Linked DNA regions of Homo sapiens: region 2 is linked to region 1. The links are chromatin contacts, found by Hi-C or POLR2A ChIA-PET in ENCODE. All regions are on one chromosome and are shown on one strand. Each heading gives the region's core, a stretch centred on a gene start or an enhancer-like site at or near the end of the contact. The rest is flanking DNA. Distances are from core to core; before and after follow the strand shown. Region 1 overlaps CFAP57 (cilia and flagella associated protein 57). Region 2 has its middle 18 kb from the start of HYI.

The links. Hi-C counts contacts between places; a loop is a spot of excess contacts on that map. ChIA-PET counts read pairs that join two places held with the same protein, here RNA polymerase II (POLR2A). Pooled maps may share reads with other maps.
Region 2: a loop to region 1 is called in a map of endothelial cell of umbilical vein, with 15 times the contacts of the local background. The contact joins two enhancer-like sites. A Hi-C loop is called at or near these places in 1 of 168 maps with a recorded cell type or tissue (endothelial cell of umbilical vein) and 3 of 50 pooled maps. POLR2A ChIA-PET finds 5 or more read pairs at or near these places in 2 of 52 experiments (H1 and WTC11).

Annotation. Positions count from the first base shown.
Region 1 is chr1:43,203,373-43,210,986 of GRCh38, forward strand. CFAP57 (cilia and flagella associated protein 57) reads left to right here. Exons shown (of 23, transcript NM_001378189.1): 10 at 3,348-3,560; 11 at 6,371-6,544. LOC105378685 (a long non-coding RNA gene) reads right to left here. Exons shown (of 5, transcript XR_007066041.1): 4 at 2,974-3,020. Among named protein-coding and RNA genes, the nearest start is that of CFAP57, 35 kb to the left of the region's middle. RefSeq lists an enhancer at 2,821-4,020. Within about 2 kb of position 3,524, at least 14 of the 41 ENCODE cell types and tissues checked have a DNase peak (open chromatin) inside an H3K27ac peak, as active enhancers do; they include endothelial cell of umbilical vein, where a contact is called at or near this core.
Region 2 is chr1:43,468,177-43,475,790 of GRCh38, forward strand. No RefSeq gene overlaps it. Among named protein-coding and RNA genes, the nearest start is that of HYI, 18 kb to the left of the region's middle. RefSeq lists an enhancer at 3,638-4,837. Within about 2 kb of position 4,800, at least 8 of the 41 ENCODE cell types and tissues checked have a DNase peak (open chromatin) inside an H3K27ac peak, as active enhancers do; they include endothelial cell of umbilical vein, where a contact is called at or near this core.

The DNA.
Region 1 (7,614 bases), core at 2,274-4,773:
GCCAAAATAATTGTGATACCAAAATCTGTCAAAGACACCACAAGAAAAAAAAATAAGCTAGTCTTTTTCATGAGCACAGATAGAAATATATATTTATATATATATTTTAGACGGAGTCTTGCTGTGTCACCAGGCTGGAGTGCAGTGGCACCATCTCGGCTCACTGCAACCTCTGCCTCCTGGGTTCAAACGATTCTCCTGCCTCAGCCTCCTGAGTAGCTGAGATTACAGGTGTGCGCCACCATGCCCAGCTAATTTTTGTATTTTTAGTAGAGACAGGGTTTCACCATTTTGGCCAGGATGGTCTCGATCTCTTCACCTCATGATCCACCTGCCTTGGCCTCCCAAAGTGCTGGGATTACAGGTGTGAGCCACCGTGGCCGGCCAGCTTTCAAGATTTTCTTATCTTTGGCTTTCAACATTTTGTTTTTGATGTGTCTGGATCTAGATTTCTTTGCATTTATCCTACTTGGAGTTTATTGTACTTCTTGGATGTGTAGGTTAATGTTTTTCAACAAATTTGAGATTTTTCAGCATTATTTATTTGAATATTTGTTGTTTTTCTCTCTTCTCCTAGTGCTCTCATTACAGTACCATACGTGGGTGCATTTAATGGATGCCCACATTTCTCTGAAACTCTGTTAATGTTAATTTTTCTTGATTAGTGTTTCTCTCTGTTCTTCCAATTGCACAATCTCTATTGAGCTATTTCAAGTTTGCCAGCTCAAATCTACTGTTGAGCCTTCCAGTGAATTTTTCGTTTTGGTTATTGTACTTTTCAACTCCAGAATTTCCATTTGATTTTTGAACTAATTTCTGTTTTCTTATTATATTCTTTATTTGATGAGGCTTGTCATCCTACCTTCCTTTAATTATTTAAGCGTAGTTTCCTTTAGTTAATTGAACTTATTTGTATTAGCTACTTTGAAGTCTTTGTCCGCAAAATCTACCATCTGGGCCCCTTCAAAGGCAATTTCTATTGCCTGAATGCTTTCTTTCTTTCTTTTTCTTATTGGTTACACTCTTTTTGTTTGTTTGTTTGTTTGTTTATGTTTCAATTTTTTGTTGGCTGAATATTTTAGACAATATATTGTAGCAGTTCTGAATATGTGTCCCCCCAGGGCATTGTTGTTGGTTGGTTGGCTGATTATCTGTTTCGTGACTTGGCTGAGCTAATTCTGTAAAGTCTGTTTCCCCTGTAGTGAGCAGTGTCTCATATCACTACTCAGATCTATTTTTCATCTTTTCTTTTAGCCTGGCTACCTAGGGTTGCCCATGAGTTGCCTAAGCTGCTTATTAGTTACAGATGGTGCATAAACCCCCTTAGACAATTAGGTTTTTACCTTTTACTACCAGATTTATGTGTGGCTTGGAAAATGCTATCACAGTTCAGAGAGTGATGGCTTTTGCATCATGTTCAGCCAGAGACTGGTAGTTTGGATGACCCCTTTCTGATTGTTCATAAGAGGGTACAGCCTTGGGCATGCACAGAGTCTTCCAGGCTGCGAGGGATGAATATGATTTCATTTTTAAGCCTGGCTTCCTAGGAGATGCCCCTGGGTCGGGAGAGCTTAATGTTCCGCATTTGGTAGACTGTTGTGTTTGGTAGGCCCGTTGTGCCAGTGAGACTCTGCCCTATGTTAACGGGTCTTTGTGTAGCTTAGGAGATGCTTTCAAGTTTTCCTCATATCCCACTCTGACTGCACCTGAATCAGTACAGTCTAACACATACACAAGACCTTCCAGCCTCTAGAGTTGTCTGTTATCCCTGAAGGACTCTTCTTCTCTGTCCCTTTCCCTTGTTCTATCAAAATTCCACTCCTCTATATCATTTTGCTTACATCCTGGAGTTATCAGCCTCCTCTTAATCACTTTCCACCAAGATCTCCACTGTTTTAGACAATGCCCATAGGCATGGACTTTTCCATGTTCTATTCCAAATAAAGTCAGCCCCCTCAAGCAGAGCTGTAGAGCTCCCTGTCTTAGCACCTGACTTTCCCACAGACAGAACCTTTGCTCCACTGCACCAGAGCTGGGGCGGGGACCTGCTTTTCCAGGAGTAACATCCTCACTTCTGTGAGTGACACTTGAGGTGTGTGCGTGTGTGTGCACATGCGTGTGTATGTGTGTGTGCACGTATGTAAGCCCCTGGTCTTTTTGGCTTGCCCTTCATGGCTTGGAACTTTCACTCTATAAGCAAACTGGGTCAGGAATCATTAGGGCACAGTTATTCTCAGTATGCTGAGCTTAGAGTGGAGTTTCTTCCAACAAGTGACAATGGGCCGAGGGGAAGAGAGTCTGAGCCCTCTTGGCCACACCTGCTTGGAATAGAGCTTCTGCAACATGGGGCTGGGGTAAGAATAAGAAATCCCAGCAGTTTCCCTTTCCAGACCGAAACCATAGCCCAAGATCAGGAGCTATGGGGAGAGGGAGTCGCTTATCTTGGCCACATCTGCCCAGAGTGCACAGCAGTGAAGTTTCTGGAGCTGAGGCCGTAACAGAGCGAGTCATGGCTTAAATGCAGCAGACTCTGTTCTTACTGGGATTGAGTAGATTTTCTTGAATAAATGTTTTTCCATTTGCTGTATTCCCTGAGGACAATTTCCAGAGACATTTTATTTATTTTATTTTAGACAGGGTCTCACTCTGTCACTGAGGCCAGAGGGCAGAGGTACACTCATAGCTCACTGCAGCCTCAGCCTCCCCAGTTCAAACCATCTTCCTGCCTCAGGCACATGCCACCATGCCCAGCTTATTATTTTTATTTTTATAAAGACAGGGTTTCACTATGTTACCCAGGCTATTCTCAAACTGCTGGGCTCAAGTGATCCTTCCACCTCAGCCTCCCAAAGTGTTGGGACTACAGATGTGATCCACTGCACCCAGCCTTCTAAAGACTTTAAATGATTATTTTTTATCATATTTACCAGTTAACCTACATTGTCAGAGAGAAGGTCAAGTTGAGGTTCTTACCGTGCCATTCCAGAAGTCCACTCTCTCTGTGCTATTTTTGCAAGTTTCTGTGAATACATAATTATTTCAAAAATGTTTTGAAAAAACAGCAATAATTGGTTGGTTCTAGCCTTAAGAAACCTGTAGGATTCAGTCTTTACGTTCATAAAGTGAAAAAGAAATGAGAGTGTTTCATCTTCAGTAATTTGCAAGCGTCATAGAAAACAGAATGTGAACGTTCACAAGAAGCTATGTTTTGTGCTAACAGAAGGGCCTACAGCAGGAAAGGACGTTCTGCTCAGTCTAGTGGAGCACCTAAGGAGTTTGCACCCTTTTCTGTGTTAGGGTGTAAGTGTGTGTACACTCTTCACTGGATATGTCTTCCTCTCCTGCAGATTCGCTCAATTGTGTGGAATGCAGATGATAGCAAACTGATTTCTGGTGGCACAGATGGTGCTGTGTATGAATGGAATCTGTCCACAGGAAAGAGAGAGACAGAATGCGTGCTCAAGTCTTGCAGCTACAACTGTGTTACTGTCTCCCCCGATGCCAAAATTATCTTTGCTGTTGGATCAGACCACACCCTCAAGGAGATTGCAGATTCCTTGGTGAGTCTGCCCCTGCCCCGCCTCTGGGCTGGTGCACGGATCTGCAGGGACAGCTTCCCGTGCTTACAGCACAAAGTATGCACGGAATGAGGGCCTCTGCATACAGGGCCCCTTCTTCCCAAGATAACATCAGGCTCCTCATTCCTTTTAGATTAGCTCAGTTATCGTCACTTCCTGAATTTCCTGCCTAGTTTCCTTCCTGACTGGGTGAAATTGTAAATTGCGGGGCTCTTTTTCATTTCCCTTTTACTTGCTGTCTGTAACTTCTCTCCCACCTTCCAGGCATGGAGGTCATGTCATCTCTAAACTGTACTCTTACCCTTGGTCTGCACTTACATTCCTGGGGTAAAAACCTAACTACGGTATGCACTGAGTAACACCAATGATGGACCACATGGACTGTAAGATTGTAATGCCATAAGATTATAATGCCAAATGTTCACTGTACCTTTTCTGTTTAGATACACAGATATTTTCCATTGCGTCACAGTTGCCTACAGTATTCAGCATAGTCACATGCTGTTCAGGTTTGTAGCCTCGGAGCAGTAGGCTCTACCACATAGCCTAGGTGTATAGTAGGCTGTCGCAGCTAGGTTTGTGTAAATACACTCCGTGATGTTTGCGTGACAAAATAGCCTAACCATGTATCCCATATCAAGCGATGCATGACTGTGCAGTGAGCTGCTCTCACCTAGGCTTGCCACTGTATTCTTTTGAAATCCCCAAACTCTGAAACCGTACAGTTACATTGGGCTCCAAATAGTGAAGGGAAAAGAGAGGAGCTCAGCAAGGATGCATCATACAAACATGGGCTGTGCGCTCCTCCAGCTGGTTCCTCCCACTTTTCCTGTGACTGGTGCCTGGGAAAGTGCGTAGATACCACGGCAGCAAGCTAGCCCAAGGCAGATCTCCCGTGGCTGGAACACAGCTGACAGTATGGTGACTCTCCTGTGTACCCCCGAGTAGCCTGGTCCTAATTCAATGGCAGCTATCAGTGCTGTGCCAGAATAAAGCCCCTTTAGGGCAGGGCCATCTTTTGCTCCTCTTGGCAGCCCTACTAGCTGGCACATTGTGTGGTGCACAGCATTCAATAAATGTGTGTGTAGGCATGAAAAAATGCTCATCATCACTGGCCATCAGAGAAATGCAAATCAAAACCACAGTGAGGTACCATCTCACACCAGTTAGAATGGCAATCATTAAAAAGTCAGGAAACAACAGGTGCTGGAGAGGATGTGGAGAAATAGGAATAATTTTACACTGTTGGTGGGACTGTAAACTAGTTCAACCATTGTGGAAGACAGTGTGGTGATTCCTCAAGGATCTAGAACTAGAAATACCATTTGACCCAGCCATCCCATTACTGAGTATATACCCAAAGGATTATAAATTATGCTGCTATAAAGACACATGCACACGTATGTTTATTGTGGCACTATTCACAATAGCAAAGACTTGGAACCAACCCAAATCAATGATAGACTGGATTAAGAAAATGTGGCGCATATACACCATGGAATACTATGCAGCCATAAAAAAGGATGAGTTCATGTCCTTTGTAGGGACGTGGATGAAGCTGGAAACCATCATTCTCAGCAAACTATCGCAAGGACAGAAAACGAAACACCGCATATTCTCACTCATAGGTGGGCATTGAACAATGAGAGCACTTGGACACAGGGTGGGGAACACCACACAACGGGGCCTGTCGTGGGATGGGGGGAACAGGGAGGGATAGCATTAGGAGATATATCTAATGTAAATGACGAGTTAATGGGTGCAGCACACCAACATGGCACATGTATACATATGTAACAAACCTGCACGTTGTGCACATGTACCCTAGAACTTAAAGTATAACAATAATAATAATAAAAGAAAAAAAAAATATGTGTGTAGGTGGGTGGGTGAATGAGTGCATGAATGAGTGAGGGAATGAAGGGGCGCTCTGATAGTACAGTAGTCCCACCTTACCCACAGTTTCAGTTACCTGTGGTCAACCAAGGTCCAAAAACAGGTGAGTACCATACTGTGAGTAAGATATTTTGAGAGAGAGAAATCACATTCACACAGCTTTTATACAGTATTCTTATAACCGTTCTATTTTATTATTAGGTATTATTTATCTCTTACTGGACCTAATTTATAAATTAAACCATATCATAGTTATGTACGTATAGGAGAAAACCATAGTATATATAGGGTTCAGTACTATCTGTGGTTTCAGGCACCACTGGGGATCTTGGAACATATCCCTCAAGGATAAGGGGAGACTAATGTATGGTTTTGCTTATGTAATGAGCATTAATAAATGCTTGCTGAATGCATTTATGAGCAATAGCCCATTCTCATTTTGAAATGCACCCATGCATAGCAGTCAAAGCAGAGACTGGAGCCCACCCAGGTACATGAGTTGAAGCAAATGCCTTTCACACAGATGGTCCGTCATCCATAGACTAGGGATAACAGTAACTGCCTCAGAGGGTTTCGTGAGGATTGAATGAGTTGCAACATGGAGAAGGCACAGAACAGTGCTTGGCACATAGTAAGTGCTATATGAATATCTCTCTCTATTAGTATTATTCCTAACTCATGAACCTGGTTATTTACCAGCAACACAACAAGGAATATCTAGTTTGCGCCTTTTTTTGTGCTAGGCACTATACCGGATGCCAAAAGGGGATAGAAAAAGCATTTTTTAAAGACAAGCCCCTAGGGATCTGTTAGAGCAGAGGGCGAGAGAGTATGGCACTGGGACGTGGGGGCCACAGCTCGACCCCTCACACTGAGCAGAGCTGCCTGTGTCTCAGATCCTTCGAGAGATATCGGCGTTTGATGTCACCTACACCGCCATTGTCATCTCGCATTCTGGACGCATGATGTTTGTGGGCACCTCGGTGGGAACCATTCGTGCCATGAAGTACCCTCTGCCTCTGCAGAAGGAATTCAATGAGTACCAGGCCCATGCCGGTCCTATCACCAAGGTGAGCAGGGCCCTCTCCCCAGGAACCCAGTCCCACACCTGCCTGCTACGTGCCTTGTTCATCCCTTCAACCTCCCAATGTCTTTTCTCTCTCCTTCTTCTCTCTTATTTATTCATCCATCATTCATTGAATCACCATCTATTGACTATGAATATACTCTTTGTTTAAACTACTTCCAGGAATTTAGCCTAGGAAATCATCAGAGATACACCTAAAAATGTATGTACAACGTTTTCACCATAATATTATGCATAATAAGGGGCCGTTTGGTGGATGCCGTAGCTGCCGTGAGTGTGGGCTGCACTTGACCACAGCTGCCTCCTCCTCCAGAGAATGCCCCAGACTGAAAGGAGCCATAGCCCTGAAGATTGGCCCCTACCTCTCCCTGAGGGTACAAAAGGCCACCCCAGGGGCAATACCATGAGTACACATTTGTAAATTGTCCTTCCATTCACCCTTCTCATAAAGTAGTATCTATGTTCAACAGTCAAAATGTGGAAGCAACCAAGCATCCATCGACAGACGAATGCATAAGCAAAAGATGGTATATCTATACAATGGAACAATACCCTGCCTAAAAAGGAAGGGAATTCTGCAATGTGCTACCACATGGATGAACCTTGAGGATGTTATGCTAAATTAAATAAGGCCAACCACAAAAAGATAAGTACAGTGTGATTCCACTTTTAGGAGATACTTGGAGCAGTCAGAATCACAAAGACAGAGTGGTGGTTGGCAGGGGCTGCAGGAAGGGGGAATGAGGAATGATTGTTTCATAGGTATAGAGTTTTGGTTTTACAAGACAAAAGGATTATGGGGGTAGTTGGTGGCAATGGCTGCACAACATTACAAATGTATTTAATAACATGAACTGTACACTTGAAAATGGTTAAGATAGCAAATTTTACAGAATATGTATTTTACGACAATTTTAAAAATGAAATAAAAAAGAATTATCTTGCACGCGAAATGGTTGCCAAGAAATCATAGCCAATAGTAAATTAAAAGTTATTCATAGTGCAAAAAAAAAAAAAGTAATGTCTATACCTACACTGGACCCCCCAAAAAAC
Region 2 (7,614 bases), core at 3,550-6,049, 270 kb after region 1:
ACAGGTGCTGGCTCTCTGCAAGGCTGCAGCTAGACCAGGTGTACTGCAAGCAGCTTCTATGGCTGGCACCAGGGAACATGGTGGCACCCGGAAGCTTGGAGACTTCAGGAACTTCAGGGCCTCAAAGAGGGAGTCACAGCCCTGGCTCGGGGAGCTCCCAGGTCTGGGCTCCCCAAAGGGCCACAGCTCTTCTTTCTTCTTCTCCTGCAATGTGGTGAGCAAGGGGTGTGTTTCAGCCCTGTTTGTGTTACAGCTCTTTCAGCCCCACCATTCAGCAGGTCCCAAGTTCTTGTCCTGCGTCCAGGAAGAATGAGGTACATGGACAAGTGCAGGATGAGCAAGGCAAAGAGGAGCTGTGTGGAGTGACACAATAGCTCAGAGGAGGCCCTGGAGTGGGAAGCTCCTCTCTGCAGCTGGTCATTGGGACATCTGCTCAGCTCTGGCTGAGCCTGGGGCTTTAATGGGCCTCAGAAGGACAAAGTGTGTACTGATTGGTCCATGGGTGGCCATGGGTGGGCCCAGAAAAGGCACCACAAGTTCAGACTGGCAGTCCCACCCCTAGCTTTCAGGCCCTCCCTGGCCTGAAGGTCGGGCCTCACCACAGACCCGTTCCCTACTGTGCAGGATCCCTTCTGTGCGGGAGCTTGTCTGCCTCCTGCTGCTGTTGATGGTGCCCAGGCTGTTTGTGCCAAGGAACACCTGCAGGCCTGTGCCAAGATTCCCTCAACTTCCCCTTGGCTTCCCTCCTATGCTTATTAGTGCCCAAAGTCTGGAGGGGGCCAAGGTGGCAGGGGGCTGGCGTGTTGGCACTGCCCCAAGTGTTCTCACACCCAGCCAGGCTGTGACAGCACCCAGGCTTGGCCCCAACCTTGCTCTGAGATTGGAGCAGACAAGGGAGTGGGAAGAGGCCAGGCAGTGGGAGCAGACACCTCTGAGCCTGCAGGAGGAAGGGGGACTCTCCCAGGCCCCTGAGAGTGCCCAGTTGTCTGGGTCCACAGCTATAGCTTGGGCGGTTGCAGCTACACCCAGATAGGTGGGATTCCTGCCTGCTCCTGGACCCCCCAAGAGCACAGAGATGCCTGGGTCCACAGCCATGACTTGGGTGGTTGTAGCTGTACCTGAAAGGGTGGGGCTTCTGCCTGCTCTGTGGAGTGAAAGGCCCAAGTCCGCAGCCACGACTTGGGCAGCTGCAGCTGCACCACCCAGGGAGCTCCTTCCCCACCAATGCAGAAGGGGCAGGGCTCCCACTTGTCCCCAGCTCCTGCTGGCTCTGTGGAGTGTGCAGCCGTGGCCGCACCTCCCTGCTACAGCTGGCATGTGGCAGCAGCCACTCCAGACGAGCTGCCACTGCCATCAAATTGATAAGCCACATCATAACACCAGAGAATTTTATGGGCAGGAGCCCACTGCCATACTTCCTATGCTATAAAATGGGCCCCCTTATCAGAGATGATGTTGTATTTGATACTGTGGTGAAGAATAAGGCATTCCGTAAGTCTACAAGTGATGCTGGAAGAAGCACTTCAGGCAGAGAAGACAAATGTGTACCCAGAAGACATGTTTACGGCATGAAAGCAAAATTCTATTCCTTTCAAGATGGAGGAGTCCAAGGTAGGCTTCCCCCAAACAAAGTGTGTCTCCATCATTGTGTTGTGAAATTCAAGGGCAAGCAACTTGTCTCTCACTTTAGAGAAGGATTACCCACGCCAATGACCCTCTAGAAACTTCACTTACATAATATGCCTCTTGGCCTTAGGCACACATATGTCTTACAAAGGCATCTAGAGTGTTGATGCTTCCTACTCACCAGGTCCAGTTAACATAATTCCATCAATGTCATGGACCAGAATGACATCCTGTAGGGTATCAAGATGATCAAGTTCCCATCACACTATATTATGACAGAGAAAAGGAAACTTGATATTGTCCTGGTGTAAGATAGTAGAGGTATACTATTTGCCCTGCTATGTAAATGCAAACTGCTTCGGATTTTCCTGGGGGAAAAAATGTTTTCTAGGTCAGAAGCTGAATGCCAGATATCATGGGCTGTGTTGAATTGCCACAGTAAGTATTTCACATTTAGTGCTGTAGCTGTGACTGACATCACTATGTGAATAAATGTACAAAGATCTCTTTCTCCATGCCCCATCTGGCTTTTGCACTAGCCAGATAAGTAAGTTAAATGGGGATGTACTGGGAATTGCCACCTATGCATATCTCAAGTTGCTGGTGGTAGCATTAATCACTGTAGTTTCCCCCAGGTTGAAGTATTTTTTACTTTCTTGGTATGGTGGGCGTGGAAGTGAGTGCTGGAGGGATCTCCATCAACAAGAGCTTCCACTTTGCCCTCCTTTTCACTACAAAAGTCTTAATTTCATGGGTCAAAGGACCAATATAATCATTCTGCCAGTTATTACATATCTCTCTTTTCTCTACACATTCTAGGAGTCAGGGAAAAACACAGGATGAATACCTGATCCTGTGGACACTGTGTTAGACAGACTAGGATGTATGGGCTAGGATTCCATACATCACCTGATTTTCATAAGTTCCAAATTTCACTGGTGGATGATGGTGGCACTTCAGGGTTCTGGGGATCAGAGTGAGTTCAGGGTCAATATTTATTAACCTTGGGAGTATCTAGTATATTTCCTTCTCCCTAGTGTATAGCTGCCCTGGTAAATGGCTGCAGGCCATTCTGAGGAAGGCTTTGGAGAAGACACACAATATACATCCGTGACCACATTGCAGGGTCCCTCCTCAGTTGTGGGTATCCGAGTTTATGAACTGACTTAGGTCTAGGAATTGGGTAAAAGGCCACGAATCTTCCTCCAGTTTCTACCCAGAAACCTAGAATTTTTCACCTGTATTTGTCAGGCAGCACCTTCACAGGCTGCCCAAGTATTTCATTTCTAGAGAACTGCGCCACAATTCACTACAGATTACAGCACTCTGATGGCCACTCTGTCTCTGTGGCTTGCGGGGCGCTACCTCCTGTCTGACCAGCAAGCATGGCCACCTTGCCTCATCTACTGTGGGGTCCCATTATTCTCTTTAAGATCAAGAAACCCAATTCCTTTGCATTGTCCCCAACTGTCATCTCCAGCCTATAGATGACAGTCACCACAGAGCTCTTCAAGGACTTCCAAATACCTTAGTGAGGGAAGTGTCCTTCAGACCTTCTCAGGGGCCGTGGTGAGGGAGAAGTGAGCAGGTTTGCACAGCACATTGGTGCTCACAGTGCGGTGATTCTCATCCATGCCAAAGTTCGAGAGCCACCGCTGTGGAACACGGCCTCTCCGACTTTAATGAGCACGCACGGCACCTGAGGATCTTTTTAAATGCAGAGTCTGGTTTGATAAGTCTAGGGTGGGGTCGAAGGTTCTGCATTTTCTGATGCAGGTGATGCCAGTGCCTCTGATCTGGGACAACAGCTCTGAGTAGTAATGCTGTAGAGGAAGGTGTCTGAAGACTCAGGAACATGAGGATCTAATGGATCTATTAAGTCAGGGAGTGGGGGGGTCTCAAATTTTAGTGCAAATCAGAATCACCTGGAAGCCTTATTAAAACACAGATTTCTGGGTCTCACCCCTACAGTTTCTGATTCTATAGATCTGAGGTTAGGCCCAAGAATTTGCGTTTCTAACAAGTTCTCAGATGATGCTGATGCTGTTGGTCCAGGGACCACACCTAGAGAAGTGGCTGTCTACCATCCTCCCAATCCACTCCCTGACCTTTCCCTTGACTACCCTGACTGTCCACCTAGGCGGGGTTTTGCACGTCTTTAAGAGTACAGCTAGCTTTTTCTGGAGCAGGCCTTCTACTTTGTTATGGGCCTGAAGGTAATAAGAGGTAAGGGAGGGGACCTGAGGAGAGTTAGCATTAGCATATGGGGCAACTGCCCTGGGAACAATGATTGTAAGGCTTTTATGCAGAGGAGAGATAGCTCCTTCAGCCAGAATAAAAGGTTTAGAGGAGAACAGAGGTTCAAAAGTCTCAGCCCAATCAGGCCTGCCTTTCAGGCATCCTGTATCCCCTTCCTGTATCTGAGAGTCCTCCCCGAGAACCTTGCCTTGGCATAAAAGACTTGGCCGCGTTATGCATTTAATTGCTGCTGCAAATCTACAACTTTAACAGTCAGACCATAGACTTAGTTCTTAGCCATATTTACCCTTCAATTACCGGAAATAAGGAACCCCTCAGGGCCACCATGGAGGCATTCTGGTTTTCCATGCGTCTTTTTAATTGTATTTCCATAGCCTTGATTTTCTCTTTTTCCCTATATAAATTTCTTAGGATAGTAAAAAGAATCCAGTTGTTTCTACTATTTTTTAATCACTGTTGTTGCCATAGCAATTAAGTGCCGGCGCTACTTGATCTCTTAATGCCTTGCCCATCACCTGCATTCCCTCCCATGCTCCCACCATTGATAATGTGGGTAATGATGATGTCACCACATGCCATGGATTACTCACTTCCTCATTCTTCCCCAGCAAGGTTATCGCTGTGTTCCTCAAATACATGAGCAACGGAATTCCAGAATCCCATTTTGAGGAACTATTTTCTGATTTCACAATGGCTATGTCAGTCTGAGTTCAAATAGGAAACAGATGGCACACTGAAATTAGTATAATTCAAGGAGGCTTTTATGAAGGGGCCATTTATGAAGGTTTGGACAGGGTATCAGGGACTCACAAAGGATAATGTAATCATCCAGAACTAATAACAGCAGAATTACTGACATCCCTAGGCCTGAAGGGATGAAGACAGGGAATGGTTTCTGGAATCCAGAAGGAAATTCCTGCAGAGTGAGCCATGTGGAGAGCAGTAGTGACTTGTGGTCAAAGGACACAGCCAGCTCAGGACGTGTAAGGGAGCTCTGTGGCTGGGTATCTGCATTGGCTGAACCCAACACAAAGCCAGAAGGCAAGGACTCCACTGGCATAGACCATGAGGGGGCTCTCCTAGGAAAGCGAAGGGGGAGGAAGCGTGGAGAGTGGATTTGGCCTGGTGAATGTTCCCCTAAACTTTTTCCGATACTGTTACTGTTTATTTTTCTTCACATTTAAATCTATCGTCTTGCTCTTTGTTTTCTATTTGTCTCATCTGGTTTTTGTTCCTTTATTTCTCTGTCCTTGCCTTCTTCAGGACTAATTACTTTTATTATTCTATTTTTTTCCTCTATTACCTTGTTAGTTTTATTAATACATTCTTTTTTTATTCTTCTAGTGGTTACTATAGAGATTAAAATATCTCCTTACATCACTATGAACTCATGTTTAGTTTAATATAGACACAGATAATTACATCCAGAAATATGTTTATATATCACACATACATATATACATAGGCACATACATCATACATACTTGTATATGACATGCACGTATATATATACATGTGTGTGTACACAGGCTAGTGTACACACATATCTTCCCTTACTCTGTCAGCTGAGAAGGCCTAGGAGCAAAGAACACCCCTAGCATCCAGTTCTAATGCCATTCTCATAACAGAAACCGGGGCTCCTCAGAGAAATGGATGGCTCAAATTGAAACAGAAAATATACAGGAGGACCCTGAATCATATTGTAGTACCGGAAAGTAAAGGAGTGTTAAAAAATGTTGAGAGTATGCCAAAAGGACACAGGAGTCAAATCAAAGAGCTCCCAATGGTCAACGCTGAAAATTTTTAAGCAAAAAAAAAAAAAAATAAGTAAAATAGTACTGGATTATAACTCAAAGTATAAAATAAATATCCAAGACTCCAGACTGATATAAATGAATGACTAAATATGTAAATAAATGGGAGAGGAGAAATCTCCCTTGCACCACGATTCCAAATAATTTATGTAGATACTCTGCCCTTGAAAAGGAGGGAAAGAATAATACCCCACTCCTTAATTATGGGGTGTACATAGTGACTTCCTTCCAAAGAGTACACTATTGAAAGGTGAAATAAAATAATTTTACAGTGGAGAAACCTGACAAACACTACCTCTGCCAGGGGATCAAGGTCAACATCAATGGCGATAGGTCATGTGGATAGTGTGTTCTTCTTGATAGGATGTGATGCAAATGACACTTTACCACTTGTTCTTCCTTCCTCCCCCTAAAAACAGGTCACCCCAATCTAATTATGAGAAAAACATCAGACAAATCTCAGCTGAGGGACATTCTATGAAATACCCAACCAGTTCTGCTCAGAACTGTGAAAAACAAGGACACATGAATGTATATGTGTATGTCATATACATATCCATTTGAGAAACTGTCACAGCCACAAGGAGCCTAAGCAGGCATAACAAGTAAATGTAATGTGGGATCCTAGATCAAATCCTGGACAAAAAAGGACAGTAGGTAAAAATTACAGAAATGTAAATACAGTGTGAATTTTAGCTAATGTATCAATATTGATTCATTACTTGTGACAAATATGTCATAATGTAAGATGTTAATAACGGGAAAGGGAATGTGGGGCACAGGAAAGCCCTCTGTACTATCTTCTCAATGTTTCTGTAAATCTAAAACTATCTAAAATAAGAAGTATATTTTAAAAATAGAACTCCTTGGCTCACTAGAGTTTGCCTTAAATTAGTACTTTTATTACTTCTCAAACAATGAAAGAAACTCACAACAGTTTAATTCCATTTATCCTTCTCTTCCTCCCTTTTGTGTAATTTTTGTCATCTATGTTATTTCTTTTTTTTGTTGTTTTTTTTTTAGATGGAATCTTGCTCCATTGCCTAGGCTGGAGTGCAGTGGCGTGATCTCGGCTCACTGCAACCTCCACCTCCCAGGTTCAAGGGATTCTTGTGCCTCAGCCTCCTGAGGGGCTGGGATTACAGGTTCATGCCACCACTCCCGGCTAATTTTTGTATTTTTAGTAGAGACAGGGTTTCACCATCTTGGCCAGGCTGGTCTCGAACTCCTGACCTCAAGTGATCCACCCACTTCGGCCTCCCAAAGTGCTGGGATTACAGGCGTGAGCCACTGCGTCCAGCCTGTTATTTCTACATGTGTTTTAAACTCCACAAGACATTATTGTTGTTATTTTAAACAATCAATATTCATTTAAACATACACTATATGTATGATATATGACAAATATATGAGGGGATATAGACAAATGGATATATATCACATATGTATATGTATATGAAAGATATAAAATACTCTTGGCCACGCACCGTGGCTCACGCCTGTAATCCCAGCACTTTGGGAGACCAAGGTGGATGGATTGCTTCAGCCCAGGAGTTCAAGACCAGCCTAGGCAGCATGGTGAGACTCTCTCTACAAAAAACACTAAAATTAGTCGGGCATGGTGGTACATGCCTGTAGTCCCAGCTACTCTGCAGGCTGAGGTGGGAGAATTGCTTGGGCCCGGGAGGTTGAGGCTGCAGTGAGCTGTGATCACGCCACTGCACTCTAGCCTGGGCAACAGAGAAAGACCCTGTCTAAAAAATAAAAAATAAAAAAAATTACTCTCCACCCTTCCTCCCCTTTCGCTTTCCTAGGAGAGCCCCCGCATGGTCTATGCCAGTGGAGTCCTTGTCTCCTGGCTTCGTGTTGGGTTCAGCCAATGCAGATCCCCAGCCACAGAGCTCCCTTACAGGTC